3 separate regions of the Homo sapiens genome follow, and regions 2 and 3 are each linked to region 1. Evidence: chromatin contacts called from ENCODE Hi-C or POLR2A ChIA-PET data. All regions are on one chromosome and are shown on one strand. The core of a region is the stretch at or near the end of the contact, and the rest is flanking DNA. Distances in the headings are between cores, read along the strand shown.

Region 1 (4,389 bases), core at 1,117-3,616:
TAGTACTATCACTCCTCCTGCCCTCTCCCACCCCCACTGGCATCTTGTCCAAATCTGCCTTAGGTTTTCTTGCCTCGGTGCCCTTATCTGGGCTGCTCCTGCCACTTGGACCAACATCATGAGCCCCTCCCTACTTTCTGAGCACAGTTCAGGGGCCCTCCATGCAGGAGACCATCCCAGAATGACCCATACAAAAGGGATCCTGCCCTCTGGATCCTCATCTCAGGGCCAAGGCCTTGTTCCTTGCTGGATCGGGGAGGCTCTTAAAGTTGTTTCTTGTACCTGCAGGGACTGGGAGGTTCCTGAGCCCATCACATGTATTGATCATAAAGAACCCCTCTCCCATCCCTCCTGACTGTCTCCCATCCAGGCCAGCTTGGTCTCAGGCGGAGCCCCTCTGTGGCCTCTCCTGCCAGGTCACATTTCAGGCCTCTCTATCCCCTGGCCTGCCACTCTGCCCCAATCCTGCCAAGAGGAAGGGGTTTGGTGCTGGAGTCCGAGGCTGCTCCCGGGAAAATGGCAGCAGTGGGGTGGGCGTGCAGAGCAGAGAAAGCCTCTATTTATAAAGCTCTCAGCTCCCTCCCTCCCACCCCGAGGCTGGGGCCTGACTGCTGGCTCCCACTCCAGTAACAGTGACCCTGTGGGGCAGCTCCCACCAAGCGGAGCCACACCTAGGCCCTGCCCTGCCTAGGTCCTGAGAGCCCTGGCCAGGTCAGGCAGCAGGGCCCCAGCCCTAGCAGGGAACTGGCAGATCAGGTTCTTCCCAGATGTGGGAGATAGTGTGGTTGCCATACCAACAGCAGAGTGGGTTCCCCCCTCCCAGATGGACTGGGGCCGTCCAATCCGAGGGGCTCTGGGATCCTGGCATCTCCACTAGGGCTGGGGCTGCCCACCAGACTTGGAACACATTAAGCAGTGAATTCTCGCTGGGATGCTAATCCTCAGCGGGACACAGCACCTTCTAGTAAACATGACTACATGGGTTGCTGGCTGGGTGTGGGCTCCTGGGGAGGGGAGTGCCCGGGTTGGGGGTGGGGAGAGAACTGTACTCAACAGAAACAACAACGATGACAACGACAACGACAAAGACAAGACTACAGGACCTGCTCCCAGAACCCTGGGATGGGCCAGCCCCGGGCCTGCGGAATCCCACTGAATCCCATAACCACGGTGTTACACCAGATTTACAGAAGGGGAGGGCGGGGCTCTGAGAGAAGTGACTTGTCCAAGGTCACATGCTGCACAGGTGCAATATTAACCACTTTGACACCAATAATGAGCTTGCCTTTGGTGAGCACACATATGCAGAGTCCCACAGAATCCTCGCATCTGTCCTGGGAGGCAGGAATACTGATCCCATTTTTCAGACTGAGAAACTGAGGCCCAGTGAGATGAAGGCCCCTCCCCCAAGGTCACAGGAGGGCACATTCCCACCCACACCTGACCCTAGGTCTTCCCATGATGTTGAGTTGCCTGTTACTCTCTGCCCCTAAACGGATAGGACTTCTTCCAATCTCAGCATCGTGGGCCTGGACAGCTTCCCAGCCAGACCCCAGCCCTCTCTCCATCCCCCAGGCCCAGGGACCAAGGAAACAGACCTCCCGTGGAGCAGAAAAGAAACAACTCCTGGCTTCCGGCCTGACTATCCAAACGTGTGAAATGGCCATGAGGGACTCATGGCACCAGCCGCCCATTGCACAGGTGCGGAGACTGAGGCTCGGAGAAGGGGTTGTGGTGGACGCATGAGTCCCTGGGCCTGGGACCCAGGTCGCTAAATGCCCCGCCAGGCGCCAGTCACTGCTGGACAAGGGCAGGGAGGTAGCACCCAGCCGGTGCCTCCTCCCCTCCTCAGCCAGGCAGGCGCCAGGGGAGCAGGGTAACCCAACCAGCCCAAAGGGTGGGCACCGGTGCCTCGCCCCAGGCAGCAGGGCCAAGGCCCGGCTCGGGCCGCACGGGCTCTTTCCCTCTTCCGGTCAGCAAGGGCTCAGGGGGGCAGAGGTGTGCCGCGGCGGGGACGAGGGCAGCAGCCCGGGAGGGCTTTCCCGCGTCCCCAGGCGTCTGCCGCAGGGTGCTCCCCGCCCGCCGCACATCCGGGCCCCCGGCGCACGGCGCGACGCCAGGCCTCACCTGCACCGCCCGGGTGAAGAAGATGCCCGCGTCCGACGCCAGCTTCTTCATGTTGAAGTCCATGGCGTGCCCGCACGGCCGCCGCGCACGGCCCGAGCGCAGCCGGCAGCCCCCGGCCCAGCCGCCGCCGCCAACCGCACCCCGCCCACCTGCTGCGGGGCACCAGCCCTCCGCGCACCCGCCTGCCGGCCTGCCCGCCTGCCCGCCCGCCGCAGCCGCCGAGCCAGCCCGAGCGCGCAGGGCGGGGCGCGGAGGCCGCGGGTCGGAGCCAGAGGGGCGGGGGCGGAGCTGGCGGTGCCGGGGCGGGACGGGACGGCAGTGGGGCGGAGCTAGAGGGGCGGGGGCCGGGCTGGTTGGCGGAAGCCGGGCGGAGTCGGAGGGGGCGGGACTGGCGGGACAGGGGCGGAGCGAGAGGGCAGTGGGGCGGAGCTACATGGGTGGGGGCGAGGCCTTGGCGCGGCCAGAGCGGGGGTTGGTCTGGGGAGCAGGTTGTGCTGGGCAGGGCTCGCTGCTGGGCAGTGCTCGCTGCTGCCCCCATGCGCCTGCCGCCGCGGATTGGGCCGGCCTCTTTTTTTCCTTTTACTAAAATTATTAAAACTGGAACACATGTGCTCTTAGATGATTGCAGGTACACGCCATAATTACATATTATTTGCCATCTTACCAATGCTTTTCAAAAGTTTTAATTGATAAATATATATTTACGGCCTACAAGGTGATGAAATTGTGGAATGATGAAATCAAGTTAATTGACATATCCATCACCTCACCTACTTTTTTTGTGGTTAGAACATTTCAAATGTACTCTTTTAGCAATTTTGAAATATGCAATACTTTTTTTTTTTTTTTGTAGACAGAGTCTTGCTCTGTCGCCCAGGCTGGAGTGCAGTGGCGCGATCTCGGCTCACTGCAGCCTCCACCTGCCGGGCTCAAGCGATTCTCCTGCTTCATTCAGCCTCCCGAGTAGCTGGGACTACAGGCGCCCACCAACATGCCCCGCTAATTTTTTGTACTTTAGGAGAGACAAGGTTTTGCCATGTTGCCCAGGGTGGTCTTGAACTCCTGATCTCAGGCAATCTGCCTGCCTCAGTCTCCCAAAGTCACTAAGTGACTGAGTAGTCACCAATATGTGCAACAGATCTCTAAAATGGGCCTCTCTTGCTTTCTCCTCCCACCACCCAGGCCTGCTGCCTCTCCCCTGTTTGTGCCTCTTCATCTCCGCTCTTTATTCACACCCCCTCCCTCCCATTCCCATTTCTTCCACTCTGTTTCCCTTGGGTTTCCTCCCGTTACTCCTCCTCTCTGACCTCTCCTCCTCTCTTCTGCCCTGACCTTGGTGACTGAGCCGGAGTCAGGCTTGGGACTTGCCCTCCACCGCTGGAACAGCTGTTTGTCAGCCTGGGAGGCCCTGTGGCTTCCCCAAATTGGAGGAGGGTTGGGGTGGCGGTCACGGGAAGGGAGGGGGTTCTGGAGCTGGGGCCTGGAGCCCCCTGTGTGGTGAGAGGAGGAGATCAAAGGTTGGGTGACTGTCAGGGTGGAGAGAATGAGCTGCCCTGGGAGCACAGATGTGTGATAACCTTGAAACCAGCTCCTCACAGCCCCAGGCAAGGAGATGACCTACAGGTGCTCCTGACCCCAAATGCCTTCCCTTGGGGCTCAGATAGAGGCTTTGTACTGGTCTTCACCTCTCCTTGCTGTCTACCTCTAGGTTTCCTCTTTTTTTTTTTTTTTCTTTTTGAGATGGAGTCTCGCTCTTTCACCCAGGCTGGAATGCAGTGGCACCATCTCAGCTCACTGCAGCCACCGCCTCCCGGGGTCTAAGCGATTCTCCTGCCTCACCCTCCACAGTAGCTGGGATTACAGGCATGTGCCACCACGCCCGGCTGATTTTTGTATTTTTAGTAGAGACGGGGTTTCACCATGTTGGTCAGGCTGGTCTTGAACTCCTGACCTCGTGATCCACCTGCCTCCGCCTCCCAAAGTGCTGGGATTACAGGTGTGAGCCACCACGCCCGGCCTAGGTTTCACCTTTGAACCCAGTGGAGAGCTCTGTTCCCAAGCTGTACCCTCTTCTATCTGGCTTTGTTCATCTTTCTATACTTACCCCAGTTTCTGTCACCTATCCCAGCATGGCTCTGCAGGGTGAGCCTCAAGTCACCTGGGGGCTTGTTCAAAATCCAGACCCTGTTCCCTCTCCCAGCCCTGGTTCTGGGTCAACAAGTCAATGGCTCTAACATTAAATCACCTGGGAGCTTTCAAAAC
Region 2 (4,389 bases), core at 1,278-3,777, 690 kb before region 1:
CCACCTGTCCTCTGTGCGGCCAGCTAGACTGTAAGCAACTGAAAGGCAGGCTGTCCTGTTCTGTGTTGTCTTGCTTCTCCCCCTCAGGCCTGATCCAATGTCCGGTGGTACTGCTTTGGTTTCTCCAGTGTGACGAGCCTGACTGAAGGAGAGCAGGTGGCTGGTCACCAGCATCCTCCCGCTAACTCTCACCTGCCCACTTGCATATGACCTCAGTAGTTGATGTGGAAGTACTCATGATTATACTCACGAATCCTGGTGTGCATAAGGTCAGAGCCTCCAATTCACTCTCCCTTTCATTCATTCAAGAAATGTTGTGCCAGGCGCAGTGGCTCATGCCTGTAATCCCAACACTTTGGGAGGCTGAGGCGGGTGGATCACGAGGTCAGGAGATCGAGACCATCCTGGCTGACACGGTGAAACCCTGTCTCTACTAAAAAAAATACAAAAAAATTAGCTGGGCCTGGTGGCGGGCGCCTGTAGTCCCAGCTACTCGGGAGGCTGAGGCAGGAGAATGGCGTGAACCTGGGAGGCGGAGCTTGCAGTGAGCCGAGATCGCGCCACTGCACTCCAGCCTGGGCGACAGAGCAAGACTCCGTCTCGGAAAAAAAAAAAAAATACTCCCCACAAATCTCCACGCTGACCCTGTGAGGTATTATTAATTAGTATGTCCCATTTTTTATATGTAAGAACAAAATGAATCTTGACCTTTCAGCTGAGAAGGCGAACTCAATGCTCATGCCCATACCACTGCACATTCTGCCTCCTGATGGTGATACCCATGAAGGATGTGGTGCTGGAATTTACTCAAGTCCCCAAAAGGAGGCACCCTATATTCCAGAAGAAATAGGTCCAAATCCTTATCAGACCAAAATTTCATCTTTATTTTTATTATTATTAGTTTTCTGAGACAGGCTCTCACTGCTCTGTTGCTCAGGCTGGAGTGCAGTGGCCCAATCTCGGCTCACTGCAACCTTTGCCTCCCGGGTTCAGTGATTCTCTTGCCTCAGCTCCTGAGTAGCTAGGATTACAGACGTGCACCACCACGCTCGGCTAAGTTTTGTATTTTTAATAGAGACAGGGTTTCGCCCTGTTGGCCAGACTGGTCTCGAACTCCTGACGTCATGTGATCTGCCCACCTCAACCTCCCAAAGTGCTGGGATTACAGGCATGAGCCACTGTGCCCAGCTTATTTTTATTTTTTGAGACACGGTCTTACTTTGTTGCCCAGGGTGGAGTTTAGTGGTGCAATCACAGCTCACTGCAGCCCCAAGTTCCAGAGCTCAAGCAATCCTCCCACCTCATCTTCCTGAGTAGCTGGGAGTACAAGCAAGAGCTACCTGGCTAATTTTTTTTTTTTTCCTGTAGAGGCAGAGTCTCACTATGTTGCCCAGGCTGGTCTTGAACTCCTGGCTGAAGTGATCCTCCTGCCTCAGCCTCCAAAAGTGCTGGGATTACAAGCTTGAGCCACCACGCCAGTCCCAGAATCTTTTTTTTTTTTTTTTTTTTTTTTTTTTTTGAGATGGAGACTTGCTCTGTCGCCCAGGCTGGAGTGCAGTGGCGCAACCTCGGCTTACTGCGACTTCCGCCTCCCAGGTTCAAGCAATTCTCCTGCCTCAGCCTCCCAGGGATCTATTAATGTTTAAGGACAAGTGGCAACTGTGGATGCCCAACATGGTTACTTAACAAGAAACCAATTTTTCAGAGGCCAAGAGTCCCAACAGGGCCGAGAATCTGGCCACTCGCCTATGGCTCTGGAGGTGGCATGACAAATAAGGGTGGCATGACAAATATAGGTTAACTGATTTGTTGCAGGGACCAGAGATCATAGATGGTGAAGTTAACTAAGGGCCTCCAAATCCGTGTCCTTTGTGCCAACAGGTGTGCCAGGCTGCTCACAAGACACCATGGTACGAGAAAGGATTTCTCGTAGTCACCTAGACACCAGGTTTATGGCTGTGTCGCAGCAAAGTTGGGTGTGACTTATGATTTTCGTTCTGAACCTTATTTGTTAGATAGGTCCTGGAGTCCTTAAAACACGCAGGTGAAAGTCAGGGAGTAGGAGCCATCAAAATTCGACTCTGGTGGGACTCGAACCCACAACCTTTGAATGACCACACTAGGCTCAGCTAGAAGTCCAATGCGCTATCCATTGCGCCACAGAGCCGGCTGCGGAACCCGGCCGCCCCGCTCACCTCTGCCTGAAACCGCCCTCTTAGCGAGCTTCTAGGTGTGGTGCTGGGTGTTTGCTGAACTCGGCCGGGGCCCGAGAGCGTGCTCCGGGTTTTCGGCTGTGGTGTGGACTGGGGTGCTCTTCCTACATCCGGGCGCTGGGGACAGCAGGGGGCAAGGGCCGGGGTCGGCAGGGAGGAAGGGCCGGGGTGAAGCCCGCCTGTCTCCTCGCGGACTCGGGGGTCTCCTCGGCTGGGTGGGGCCGCGCGGCGTGGACTACAACTCCCAGCGTGCCGCGCGGCGGCGCCGCCCGAAGCCGTTGCGCGAGCAGGGCGGGCTGGGGCCGAGCGGCGTCAGGCGCGCTGGGGCTGCGCTGCGCCGCCGGCTCTGTGGCTTGCCGGCTTCGGGGAAGGTGCGGCAGGCGGTGCTGCGGCCTGGCACAGCAGGTTTGGGGTGCGGGAGGCGGGCGGGGTAGGAGCGCGGCGGGCGGGGCCGGGCGGCGGGCGGGGCTGGCGGGGCGGCCGGGCCATGCAGGGCGCAGAGCCGGCTAAACCCTGCTGAGACCCGGCTCCGTGCGTCCAGGGGCGGCTAATGCCCCTCACGCTGTCTACGCTGCTGCAACCGGGCCGCATCTGGACGGGGCGCCGCGCGGCGGAGCCGACGCCGGGTGAGCATAGACCGGGCTGGTGGGTTCCCGGGTGGGGACATGTGCCAGGCCGAGTCGGGCGAGGTGGCGGTGCGGACCCCAGGTGGGGGGCGCGCCCTGCGGCGCTATTTCCCCGACAGACGCACTGTTACCTTGCTGTCTAGGGGCGAGGGCGGCACGCGTGACCCGGGACAGGGGCCCGAGGGAACTAGTCACCCTCTTCTGGCCTCTTCTTGCCCCAGCCTTCCAGGACAGGTTCCTGCCCCTCTGCTATGGCGGGCTATGGGAGGCCAGAGATCTGAGGACCCTGGACCCTGGCGTTGGGGTTGAGGACTCTGGTTCAGTTCCCCCGCCCCCGGCTTTTGCTTTTCGCGAGGGGGAGGGGGAGATGGTCTCCCAGGGCTTCTTGTGGTCCAGACCATTCCCTTTTCCTGGCTTGGAGGCTCTCAGGCCATTTCACATTTGTGACCTTCATCTACTCCCAAGAACAGGAAAACTCGGAGAAAAACAGTCCCATCAGATGTCCCCTTGATCGAGTCCTCAAAGCTCCAGGAATAGAACCCAAGAGTCCTAGCTCAACCCAGCCCCTGAAGCACAGTCAAGTCATTCGCCTTCCCCTAAGCCCTAGACCCCAAAGATTCATCCGAGTGGCTGTGTGTGTCTGTGTGATGGGTGGTGGTGTCTTCAAGGTCCTCCTCGCCTCCCTCAATCAGCTTTGCCCCCTGGGCGGTCACCTTTCAAGCACTTCCAGGCTCTAACTCGTTTTCTGGGTCGCCCTCTATAGACCAACAGACGCACTGCGATACCTGAGTCTATGGGCAGGGACCAAGCAGGGCTCCTTTTCCAGGGAGCTGCCCCTTTGACTTGGCCTGGTCATCCACAGAACCTCCCTGGGTTCTGGGTGGGGAGTCGAGCCAGAGACTTTTTTTTTCTTTTTTTGAGACGGAGTCTCGCTCTGTCTCCCAGGCTGGAGTGCAGTGGCACAATCTCGGCTCAATGGAACCTCCGCCTCCCGGGTTCAAGCAATTCTTCTGCCTCAGCCTCCTGAGTAGCTGGGGTTACAGGTGTGTGCCACCATGCCTGGCTAATTTTTGTATTTTTAGTAGAGACAGGGTTTCACCATCTTGGTCAGGGTGGTCTCGAACTCCTGACGTCATGATCCGCCTGCCTCGGCCTCCCAAAGTGCTGGGATTACAGGTGTGAGCCACCACTGCCAGCGAGCCAGAGGCTCTTAAGTCAGTACCCACCCCCAGGCCATCCGGTTTTAGGGACCCTGGATGTCAGAAGAGTGAACTGTCATGTTTTGGCTAGAAAAGCCTCTTAGAACACGTCTCAGGACAACTCGGTGGTGGCCACTGCGCAGACCAGACTTCGCTCGTTCTCGCATGCCTCGCTCCGCTTTTCCTCCGCAACCATGTCTGACAAACCCGATATGGCTGAGATTGAGAAATTCGATAAGTCGAAACTGAAGAAGACAGAGATGCAAGAGAAAAATCCACTGCCTTCCAAAGAAACGATTGAACAGGAGAAGCAAGCAAGCGAATCGTAATGAGGCGTGCACCGCCAATATG
Region 3 (4,389 bases), core at 867-3,366, 660 kb before region 1:
CTCACTGCAGCCTTGACCTCCAGGCTCAGGTGATCCTCCCCTCACAGCCTCCTGAGTAGCTGGGACAGGCACACTCCACCATGCCTGGCTGATTTTTGAAGAAACATTTACAGACATAGGGACTTGCTGTGTTGCCCAGGCTGGTCTCAAACTCCCAGCCAGAAGCAGTCCTCTTGCCTTGGCCTCCCAAAGCATTGGGATTACAGGTGTGAGTCGCCACACCCATTCCACCTGAACTCCTAGATCTTAACTATTACATCATTCTGCCCTTAACCACTAGGCTACACCATCATCCTCTACCAATGCTGAGTTCAGTTTTGGAAGTGTTGGTGTTTAGATACCCATAGGCCGTCTACTTCATTCCATTTCTTTTTTTTAGCGTCTCACTCTGTCGCCCAGGCTGGAGTCCAGTGGCACGATCTCGGCTCACTGCAACCTCTGCTGCTTCCTGGGTTCAAGGGATTCTCCTGCCTCTGCCTCCAGAGTAGTTGGGATTACAGGAGACTGCCACCATGCCTGGCTAATTTTTGTATTTTTAGTAGAGACAGGGTTTCACCATGTTGGCTAGACTGGTCTTGAACTCCTGACCTCGTGATCCGCCCATCGTGGCCTCTCGAAGTGCTAGGATTACAGGCATAAGCCACTGTGCCTGGCCAACTTCATTCCATTTCTGCCCTGGGCTTTTTTTTTTTTTTGAGACAGAGTCTTGCTCTGTCACCAGGCTGGAGTGCAGTGGCTCGATGTCAGCTCACTGCAACCTCCACCTCCCGGGTTCCAGCGATTCTTCTGCCTCAGCCTCCCGAGTAGCTGGGACTACAGGCGCACGCCACCACATCCAGCTAATTTTTGTATTTTTTTAGTAAAGACAGGGTTTTGCCATGTTGGCCAGGATGGTCTTGATCTCTTGACCTCGTGATCCGCCTGCCTCGGCCTCCCAAATTGCTGGGATGACAGGCGTGAGCCGCCGCGCCCGGCCTGCCCTGAGCCGCCGCGCCCGGCCTGCCCTGAGCTTTTGCAACAGGCTCCAGTGGTCTCCGTGTCTCTTTCCTTATTCCCCTCAAATCATTCTCCATATTGCAGCCAGAAATTATATTTTAAAACACAATTCTAAAATGTCACTGTCTCCCAAAACCCTTCAGTAGTCTCCCACTGCTCCTAGAGACTGAAATGTTTACCTGCTTACAAGGCAGGGGTTGGCCCCTGAGCACCTTTGCAGCTCCCTCTCTAGATGGATGAAAGTCAGGCTCCCTAACTTCCACCTTCCTCTCCATGTTCCAGCATGTTCTCACCCAGAGCCTCTGGGCCTTTTGTCCTCCTCACTGGAATGCTCCTAGAGGTTTCTCTCCCCTCACAGCCACCTAGTTTACTCAGGTTTTAGAGCCCAGCAAGTCCAGTCTACTCAGTTTTCTTTTTGAAGTTCCTATAACTTCAGTTCCTTTATTTAAGTTTGAGGTTGTACATGTCTTAGTATGCTTATTTGATTACAGTTAGTCTCCCCGCTAGACTGTGAGTGCCCTAAAGGCAGGAACCTTGCCCATCCCCTTTACCACTAGCACCGATCAAAATGCCTGGCACAGGGAGGCGCAATGAACAGCTGTTGAACGAGTGACTTCCAAATCGACAGCAAAGGGGGCGGCTGGATAGCGAGTCGCCCGCTCAGGAGAGATTCTGGGTCGGAAATAAAGATCTGGGAGTCATTTATAATTCCAACCAGACGAGTAGATGGGCTGGCCCAAGCGGTGTGTAGACTGAAGAGATTCTAACTCATGCAAGATAAGCAGCTACGTGGCTCACGGTCACGTCGCAAAAAACCTGGGGGCTCTCCTCCGCCTGCTTGTGGTCCCGTACAAGGCGCTTCCCACCCTGGGTCTCTGAGCCCAGTCGGTGAAAGACGGAAGGAGACCGATTCACAGCCCCAACAGCGCCGGTGATAGTCCCTCTGCCACCCCTTTCCCTCCGCTGCCCTCCCCTCCCCTCCCCTCCCCTCGATGACTTCCTCCAACAGCTGACGAAGCTGGATCCCTGGGCACCGCCTCTTCCGTCCGCGGCACCCGGAGACGCCCGGAAATTTGCGGGCGCGCCGGAAGTTGAGGGGAGTTTCCTGCGAGCTCGGCTTCCTCAACATGGCTGCGCCCTTGTCAGTGGAGGTGGAGTTCGGGTGAGTCACAGAGCTGGGGCGCCGTGGGGATGGATTGAAGTCGTCGGGCCCAGAATTCCTTTCCTTCTGCCGTGGGGCCTGACACGGCCGAATCACTGGGTGTCCCAGTGCCCGCTGTGAGCTACGCTACCCGCCTAGGAGAGTCTGAGAGGCCAGTCTCTCTTGGCAGTGAGGCCGTCTGTCCGGAAATAGAGGCGCACATTGGGAGGGAAATGCTCTCTGTGTACCACTCGGTGCCCTGTGCTCCGCCGGAGTCGGAGGTCGTGACTGTTAGCAGGCAGCCTCTCTCTCTTCTTTTCCATTCCTATCTCGGACCAATCCCATCTGTTTGGCATCTGAGCTCCTAGAACCTAGAAGGACCACCCTCCACCCGCTGATTTCATTCTTTGGGCAGCAGTTTCTTTTTACACTGTTATTAAGGTCTTGTTTCTCGTGGGATGTAGTGGCCAGGGCGGGACTTTTTTCTTTTTCTTTCCTAAGACTTGGGGATGGTAAACAGACCTGAGCCTCCTTCAGGACAGTCAGTAAACTTGCTGATTGCCTTCTGCAGAACTGGAGTCAGGTGGAGACACGGGGACAAATAAGAAATCACACTGAAGGGAACTAACAGGGACAGTATAGTATACACAAGATGAAAAATGCAGAGATTGGGACACACACCAGTTACTGAAGAAACACAGAGCAGGGAGGAAGTCTACCCAAGGCACTATTTGTGCTTCCTACAAACAGGTTTGTCATATGGTTTCAAAGCTGAGGGAAACTGCAGAGCTTAGAGAGAAGGCAAAGAAACAGGCCTTGAAAGATGGGTGGTGTACTTTACAGTATCACGTGGAAAAGAGGAAATAGGTAGGGATGTGTGTGTGTGTGTGTGGAATAGGTAGGTGTGTGTGTGTGCCTGTGTGTGTGTAGATAAGCCAAGGTCTATGTGACAGGAAAAGTCTGGGATGGGAATCTAAAACCTCTGCCCAGTGCCTTTCTTCTCATTGGATGCCTCCCATTTCTTTCATGTTTTCCCTTAATTGGGTAGTTCATTCACCAGCCATTTATTGAGTGCCTACCATGTGCCGGGCAGCAAGCCAGACACTGAGGATACAAAGATAAATAGAAGTCTGTCCGTGCCCTACAGCGTTCAGCATTTCTGCCCCTTAGAAGGGGGGTAAGTCTCATGACTAAGTGCATTTTAATTGATATTGTCTGGCTGCTTGGATCCAATTAGAACTGTATTGGTCTGGACTCCTCACTGTTTTGCCTCACTGACCCTTGGCCCAGCTACACTCCCCAAAGCCTGGGATTCTAGGAGGATCCCTGCTTCCTTGACAGGCCTCAGCAGAGCTGGAAAGAGAGAAGCCACAGACTGCTGTGTTAAGATTTATCTGGGCCAGGCATGGAGGCTCATGCCTGTAATCCTAGTACTTTGGGAGGCTTGGGCAGGAGGACTGCTTGAGCCCAAGAATTCGAGACCAGCCTTGGCAACATGGGGAGACTTCATCTCTACCAAAAAAAAAAAAAAGAAGATTTATCTGCAGACAACTTGCCTTTCATCCTCATGAGTCAGACATGGTCTTTGTTTATCAACAATGTCTCTGCTAGGTACTGTGCTAGCTCAGTGGGGAAGTCATGTGAGGAAGATGGGGCCATTGCTCTCCAGAGCTTACAAACCAGCACAATTGCCCTTTTTCTGACCCAATCATCTCTAACTTCAGTCTCCCTTACCTCCAAGAGCAATAATGACCCCTGGCAAGGCAGGACAACATTCCTCCACCCACCCACCCACCCACCCACCTTCTATCACCTCCTGTCACAGCACAGCGTTCCATGAAAATTGCAGCATTCTCAGGAATGCCCAACATGATGCTCAACCCAGGTTCCTTCTCTCTTTGTCCTTGTGTTGATGCACGTTTTTGCCCTGACCTTTCTTTCATTTCCTATGTATCTTAGCAGACATGATTCACCCTTATCCAGAACTGGAGCAAATTTGCAAAGGCTAACACGCCCTTCATTTTCTCTCTTTTGTCCCTTAGTGGCCCCACTCCCACTCCAGTTCTGGAAGGGTCTCCCTCCTGAGCAGATGTAGTCCTCTTGGCCCCACCAGCTCCTCCAGAGACCCTCTGGAAGGCCTCTAACACCTTCCTTCTTGTCAGTGACCACGTCTGCCACCCTTTGTCTTCCCCCTGAATTGTTCTCAGCAGAGCGTTTTCTCAGGTCACGCAGGATTCAAAGTATGTAATATA

The links. A loop is a pair of places that touch in the nucleus more often than their neighbours do. ChIA-PET counts read pairs that join two places held with the same protein, here RNA polymerase II (POLR2A). Pooled maps may share reads with other maps.
Region 2: a loop to region 1 is called in a pooled map, with 11 times the contacts of the local background. The contact joins the promoter of SLC27A4 here to the promoter of SH3GLB2 in region 1. A Hi-C loop is called at or near these places in 7 of 50 pooled maps. POLR2A ChIA-PET finds 5 or more read pairs at or near these places in 2 of 52 experiments (GM12878 and activated CD4-positive, alpha-beta T cell).
Region 3: a map of naive thymus-derived CD4-positive, alpha-beta T cell shows a loop between it and region 1 (14-fold over the local background). The contact joins the promoter of URM1 here to the promoter of SH3GLB2 in region 1. A Hi-C loop is called at or near these places in 1 of 168 maps with a recorded cell type or tissue (naive thymus-derived CD4-positive, alpha-beta T cell), 3 of 37 single-sample maps with no recorded cell type and 10 of 50 pooled maps. POLR2A ChIA-PET finds 5 or more read pairs at or near these places in 3 of 52 experiments (GM12878, activated B cell and activated naive CD4-positive, alpha-beta T cell).

What each region holds. Positions count from the first base shown.
Region 1 is chr9:129,025,965-129,030,353 of GRCh38, forward strand. SH3GLB2 (SH3 domain containing GRB2 like, endophilin B2) reads right to left here and starts at 2,367. Exons shown (of 11, transcript NM_020145.4): 1 at 2,128-2,367. The coding sequence starts at 2,190. RefSeq lists enhancers at 228-791, 792-1,355, 1,356-1,919, 2,604-3,343, 3,344-4,083 and silencers at 636-867, 1,750-2,259, 2,300-2,729.
Region 2 is chr9:128,338,000-128,342,388 of GRCh38, forward strand. SLC27A4 (solute carrier family 27 member 4) reads left to right here and starts at 2,528. Exons shown (of 13, transcript NM_005094.4): 1 at 2,528-2,839. It overlaps TRR-TCT3-1 (tRNA-Arg (anticodon TCT) 3-1), which reads right to left and starts at 2,167; the gene lies at 2,077-2,167. It also overlaps the pseudogene TMSB4XP4. RefSeq lists silencers at 1,905-2,546, 2,175-2,584, 2,655-3,054 and an enhancer at 3,691-3,870.
Region 3 is chr9:128,369,258-128,373,646 of GRCh38, forward strand. It overlaps URM1 (ubiquitin related modifier 1), which reads left to right and starts at 2,117. Exons shown (of 5, transcript NM_030914.4): 1 at 2,117-2,158. The coding sequence starts at 2,124. RefSeq lists enhancers at 424-1,288, 1,289-2,152, 2,216-2,315.